2 separate regions of the Homo sapiens genome follow, and region 2 is linked to region 1. The links are chromatin contacts, found by Hi-C or POLR2A ChIA-PET in ENCODE. All regions are on one chromosome and are shown on one strand. The core of a region is the stretch at or near the end of the contact, and the rest is flanking DNA. Distances in the headings are between cores, read along the strand shown.

Region 1 (3,077 bases), core at 29-2,528:
GAGATGGGGTCTTGCTGTGTTGCTCAGGATGGTCTCAAACTCCTGGGCTCAAGCAATCTGTCTAGCTTGGCCTCCCACAGTGCTGGGATTATAGACATGAGCCACCCCGCCCAGCCTATCATCCCCATTTTTAAGACAGGGAAAGAAACTGAGAGGAGAGGTCACTTGCCAAGGCCTCTCAGCCACGAAGTGGCAGAACTGGGAGGCAAACTAGTCTGACTCAAGCCCTTACTCATAGTCATTATATCATTATATTAAACATTCCTCACAGGGGTCTACAGAAAGCATGTGTGATGGCTTACCAATACATACTAAATAGTTCTCTCCGGCATGTATAGATTTTACATTCATGACAGCGTAAATCAAATTAAAAACGCTTCCTTGGCCCTCCACAGCCTTCCAGATAAAATCCAGGCTCCCTAAGGGCCTCCCTGAGTACATGGACTGCAGTTGTTGATGGATTTTCTGCATGTCTGGAAGACAGAAAAAGCGTCTTGGATCATGGTGTGGGGTGTGAGATTGACAGGATCTCCGAGAGGACAGTCGCTTCCAGAGCACTTCAGAAGCCAGTGATTTCTCAGTCCTCCACTCTTCTCCCCTTCCCTATCTGTGGTCTCCAGTGTGATCACCTAGAAAAAGAGCTTTGGAACCATATAGACCAAGCTCAAATCCAGTTCTCTACCACTTCGCAGGTGTGGAGCCTCAAGCAAGGTACCCAGGCTCCTACAATCCCTAAACCAGGGATGATGACTCCCGCAGAGTGTATGTGAAGCTCCAGACACATGGACCATCTCCACCTGGCAGGAGTCATTATTTCTCACAAATGACTCTCTCCATTGCTCTGAGACACCAAAACCAGTTGAAACCAGAATGACAGCCCTGCCCACATTTTTTTTTAATGTGAAAGATGAAAGGTCCTCATTTCTTGTTCTGATAGCTTCCTGCCACACACTGAAGTCTCCTCAAGGACACGTCTTTTACTGCATGCAGCTTCACAGTCAGCTCCTCAAGCAGAAGACTGAACCGTGACTTGTTTTTAGAAGCTCTCCGGGTAGGGAGGACATATCCATATGCAGGACAGAACCTTGCTTTTCAAATTCAAGAAAAAACAGTAACTAATCTATCGATTCTTCTGTGATTCAGTCTGCCAGGGTGTTCTGTAAAGAATCCTTTTCCATCCCTATCACACATTTGTACGAAAGGGGAGGGAGAGGTGGCAGGGTCCCAGTACACCGGCAGGCACTTCGGCGATGCCCGGGGCTCCGCTCCCTTTCTGTTGATAGTTGTAGGCGTCATTTCTGGCAGCTGCTGCAGCTCGATGCAGGGAAGGAAGGGGCCACCCACCAATCACCTCTTTCTGATGCCACATTTTTGACGTTCATGGAAGAGGCCTGTCTCAGAGCTCCCTAAGCTGACAATCTTTGGGCAGCCATCTCTATTCTTCTCCTGGCTGGTGCACTCCTTACAATAATAGGCATCAGAGACTCCCATGGCCTCCACAGATCTCACAGTGTCCCTGGTAAAAGCCATAGTTACACTCATCATATAAGCATACCAGGGTGAAGGGACAGACACAGCGGTCACAAATCACACACTTGCCGTCAGTTTTCACACAATCTTCCGATGGCAACATCAGCCTGCTTGCAGCAAAAGATCAAACCCAGATAATGTTCAGCCGTAGCTCCTGCTCACGCTGCATTGCCCTCTTTTTAAAGCCAAGAAGCCCATCTGGAGGCATCAAATCATGCTTTATGCATAAGTAGGAGCTACAACGCATTGGCCACATGCACCTCCCTTGGGGGGACTCAAATTTACTGAATCCTGCCTTTGTGCCCAACACTGCATTTGGAACCTTATATAAACATCTCCACTATTCCCCAAGAGGGTTCATCCTTTCCCCTTGTTTCTTCATTATCTATGTCTAACTTCCATCCTTCCTGCTTTAGTTGGACTTGCTGTTCATTTGAGAGGAAGCTGCTGACCACAGAGTTCAGCAAAAGAATGGGAGTATGGAGGCTCAAAGTGTGGCCCCTGGAGAAGCTGAATGAGAAGTAGCCCTGGATATGGTGTAGACTCCCACAAACCAGAGATCCTGCCCTCAGTGCCTCAGCTTTAGGAAGCTGCTCCCTGCCTTGCTCCTGGGCAGACAGGTATGGTATTGATTTCCCCATACCCCAGCATCCCCACCCCAGTTTCCCTCTCTTCCCCCATTGCCCGGTGCTTTGGCTGGCATGCCCCTGACAACCAGGGAGGGCAAGTCCTTCTCCTGGTGGGTAGCCGGCTGGCTTCCTCCCAGCTCAGAGCCAAGCATGCCTCAATTAGGTACGCCCTAGGATGGGAAGTCCTTCCAGGGGCCTTTCCTCAAAAGCCGGCCAGAAGTGGGCTCCTTCAAGCCTAAAGTTAAGCCGATGGAGTATGCAGGGTGGAGACGTGAAGGAAGGCCACACCACCTTCTGGTGGCAACTCCGCCTGGCCCACGTTTTGCCGCTTTTCCTCTTTCCCTGTCAACCACACCACGTGAGGCCTCTTTCCCAGCAAACCAAAGCTCCCTCTGGCGGCCCAGGAGGAGTCAAATCTTCTCCCCACCTGTGTACATTATTTTCCAGCTGTAGCAAGTAGAGACACGCTCTGTGTCCAGATGGCCTCACCCCAGCTGCCCTTTTGTCCCACTGATGAGCCAGGTGTTTAGCATTTTAAACAACTAGCACTCTGATTGACAGACTGACCATTAAATTGACTTTCTGACTGATGGATCCTGATGGACCACTGTCTATCTGAAAAGTTAATCCTGAGTAATTGACTGGCTGGTTGGCTGATTAAATATCTAAACACACAAATCACTTGATTGACCTAATGGATTTCTTTTTTTGTTGCTTTTTGGTTTTTTGTTTTTGAGGCGGAGTCTCGCACTGTTGCCCAGGCTGGAGTGCAGTGGCGTGATCTCCGCTCACTGCAAGCTCTGCCCCCCGGGTTCATGCCATTCTCCTGCCTCGGCCTCCTAAGTAGCTGGGACTACAGGCGCCCGCCACCATATATATATATATATATATATATATACATATAGTATTTTTAGTAGA
Region 2 (3,279 bases), core at 764-3,263, 240 kb after region 1:
AATGGAATCTTATAATATGTGACCTTTTGAGATTGGCTTTTTTTACTCAGATCTATCTGAATGACTGTGTGTAGTTTTTTGTAGACAGAATATAGTTGGGTCACTTTTTTAAAAAAATCATTTTTGCCAATCTCTGTCTTTTTTTGGTGAGTTTTTTCCATTTATTTTTAATGTAATTATTGAATATTAGGCTTAAATATGCCATTTTTTGTTTGTTTTCTGTTTGTCTCCTATTTTATAGTTTTCTGTTTTCTTTTTCCTGTGGGTTACTTGAACACTTTTTAGAATTCCATTTTGATTTATTTATATTGTGTTTTTAAAAAATCTATGGTCTCTTTGTATAGATTTTTTTTTAGTGGTTGCTCTAGGTATTACATTATACATGCATAACTAATCATAATGTACTGATGTCAACATTTTACCAATTAGAATAAAATGTATGTACTTTACCTTTCTTTAAATCCCTTTACCCTCCCCCATTTGTAATATACTTTGTCTTAAATATTTTGTCTACATATATTGAGAACCACATCAAACAATGTTATAATTTTTGCTTCAGCCATCTAACACAGTTGAAAAGAGTTAGAGGAAAAGGAAAGTGTAAGTCTGTTGTCTCTACCCACATTTTTGCCCTTTCCATGTTATTTTTTTCCTTTCTGATGTTTCACGATTCCTTCTGTGATTAAGTGTATAGAGTTTCCTCTTAACATTCTTTTAGAGTAAGTCTCTTGGTGATACATTCTCTTGGTTTTCCTTCATCTCAGAAGGTCTTGATTTCCTCTTCATTTGTAAAAGATAATTATACTAGATATAGAATTCTGAGTGGACAGTTCTTTTCTTTCCACATTTGAAAATGTACCACTTCCTTGTGTCCTCGATGGTTTCTGATGTGAAGTTCATTGTCATTCAAATTGTTTTTCCCTATAGGTAACACACCGTTTTTCTCTGGCTTCTTTTAAGGTTGTTCTTTGCCTTTAGATTTCTTTTCTTTTTTCTTTCTTTCTTTCTTTTTTCTTTTTTTTTTTTTTTTTGATATGGAGTCTAGTTCTGTCACTCAGGCTGGAGTGCATTGGTGTGATCTCAGCTCACTGCAACCTCTGCCTCCCGGATTCAAGCGATTTTCATGCCTCAGCCTCCTAAGTAGCTGGAATTACAGGCATGCACCACCATGCCCAGCTAATTTTTACATTTTTAGTAGAAACAGGGTTTCGCCATATTGGCCAGGCTGCTCTCGAACTCCTGGCCTGAAGTGATCCTTCTGCCTTGGCCTCCCAAAGTCCTGGGGTTATAGGTGTAAGCCACCACGCCCAGCCTGCCTTTAGATTTCTATATGTTTTAGCTTGATTGTGATGTATCCTGGAATAGATTTATTTAATTTATCCTGTTTGGGGTTCGCTCAGCTTCTTGACTATGTATATTTATGTCTTTTGCCAGATTTGGGGAATTTTCAACCATTATTTCTTCTATTAATTCTTTATCACCTCTGCTATCTTTCTCTTCTTCTTTCAGAACGCCAGTGGCACAAATGTTAGGTCTTTTTTTTACAGTCCCAGAGGTCCCCCTGAGGCTTTGTCCTTTGCTTTTCCCCCCAGTCTATTTTCCCTCTGTTGTTCAAATTGGGTGATTTCTATTGTTATGTCTTCAAGTTCACTGATTCTTTCCTCTGTCTTCTTCATTCTTCTGTTTAGCTTATCTGTTGAGTTTTTTATTTTGGTTATTTATATTTTTAAGTTCTAAAATTTATATTTGATTCTTCTTTATAACTTTTTTCCTTTGGTGAGAGTTTCTTTTGCAGAGACTTTCTTGTTTTTTTGTTTCAAACATATTCATAATTGTTCATTGCATTATTCACAATAGCAAAGACATGGAATCAACTTAAATGGCCATCAATCGCAGACTGGATAAAGAAAATGCAGTACATACATGCCATGGAATACTAGCCGTAAAAAAGAAAGAGATCATATCCTTTGCAGGAACATAGGCGGAGCTGAAGGCCATTATCCTTAGCAGACTAACGCAGAAACAGAAAATGAAACCAAATACTGCACGTGCTCACTTATAGTGGGAGCTAAATGATGAGAATGCATGGACACATAGAGAAGAACAACAGACGTTAGGGCCTACCAGAGGGTGGAGAGTAGGAGGAGGGAGAGGATCAGGAACAATAACTAATGGGTGCTAGCCTTAATACCTAAGTGACAAAATAATCTGTACAACAAACCCTTGTGACACAAGTTTGCCTATATAACAGACCTGCACATGTACCCCTGAACTTAAGTTAAAAAGAAATTGCTCATTGAATTATTTTTATGATGGCTGCTTTCAGATCCATGTCACATAATCATAACAATCATGTCATCTTGGTGTTAGTGTCTTGTGTTAGTCCATTCTCACATTGCTATAAAGAAATACCTGAGACTGGGTAATTTATAAAGAAGTTTAATTCACTCATGGTTCTGCAGGCTGTACAGGAAGCATGGCAGCATCTGCTTCTGGGGAGGCCTCAGGAAGCTTCCAATCATAACAAACACCAAGCGGGAGCAGGTGTCCTACATGGCAGGAGCAGGAACAGGAGAGAGAGTGGGGAGGTACTACATACTTTTTTTTTTTTTTTTTTTTTGAGATGGAGTCTCACTCTGTCGACCAGGCTGGGGTGCAGTGACACGACCTCCACCTCCTGGGTTCAAGTGATTCTCCTGCCTCAGCCTCCGAGTAGCTGGGATTACAGGTGTGCACCACCAGACCTGGCTAATTTTTGTATTTTTAGTAGAGTTGGGGTTTCATCATGTTGGTCAGGCTGGTCTCGAACTCTTGACCTCGTGATGTGCCCACCTCAGCCTCCCAAAGTGCTGGGATTACAGGCATGAGCCACCAAGCCTGGCCCTCTTTTAGTTATTTTTAAATGTATAATAAATTATTGTTGTCTGTAGTCACCTTCTTATGCTGTTAAATACGAGATCTTATCCATTATATCTAACTATATTTTTGTACCCTCACTTCCCGTCCCAGCCCCTGGAAAACTTTGTTCTACTCTCTGTTATCATGAGTTCAATTGTTTGAGTTTTTAGCTCCCACAAGTGAGACCATACGAGGTTTGTCTTTCTGTGCCTGGTTTATTTCACTTAACGTAATGATCTCCAGTTCCATCCCTGTTATTTTGAATGACAGGACCTGATTCTTTTTTGTGACTGAAAAGTACTCCATTATGTATATATACCACATTTTCTTTATCAGTTCGCCTGTTGATGGACACTTAGATTGCTTCCAATTCTTGACTAT

The links. A loop is a pair of places that touch in the nucleus more often than their neighbours do. ChIA-PET counts read pairs that join two places held with the same protein, here RNA polymerase II (POLR2A). Pooled maps may share reads with other maps.
Region 2: a map of IMR-90 shows a loop between it and region 1 (2.3-fold over the local background). The contact joins two enhancer-like sites. A Hi-C loop is called at or near these places in 16 of 168 maps with a recorded cell type or tissue (A673, CD4-positive, alpha-beta T cell, GM13976 and 12 more), 1 of 37 single-sample maps with no recorded cell type and 13 of 50 pooled maps. POLR2A ChIA-PET finds 5 or more read pairs at or near these places in 3 of 52 experiments (CD4-positive, alpha-beta T cell, activated B cell and common myeloid progenitor, CD34-positive).

Annotation. Positions count from the first base shown.
Region 1 is chr3:141,306,258-141,309,334 of GRCh38, forward strand. LOC124909441 (a long non-coding RNA gene) reads left to right here. Exons shown (of 4, transcript XR_007096119.1): 2 at 1-2,150. It also overlaps the pseudogene PHF5AP7. Among named protein-coding and RNA genes, the nearest start is that of ZBTB38, 61 kb to the right of the region's middle. Within about 2 kb of position 1,279, at least 2 of the 41 ENCODE cell types and tissues checked have a DNase peak (open chromatin) inside an H3K27ac peak, as active enhancers do; they include CD4-positive, alpha-beta T cell, where a contact is called at or near this core.
Region 2 is chr3:141,542,863-141,546,141 of GRCh38, forward strand. The region is part of intron 5 of RASA2 (RAS p21 protein activator 2); the gene reads left to right. Among named protein-coding and RNA genes, the nearest start is that of RASA2-IT1, 19 kb to the left of the region's middle. Within about 2 kb of position 2,014, at least 3 of the 41 ENCODE cell types and tissues checked have a DNase peak (open chromatin) inside an H3K27ac peak, as active enhancers do; they include CD4-positive, alpha-beta T cell, where a contact is called at or near this core.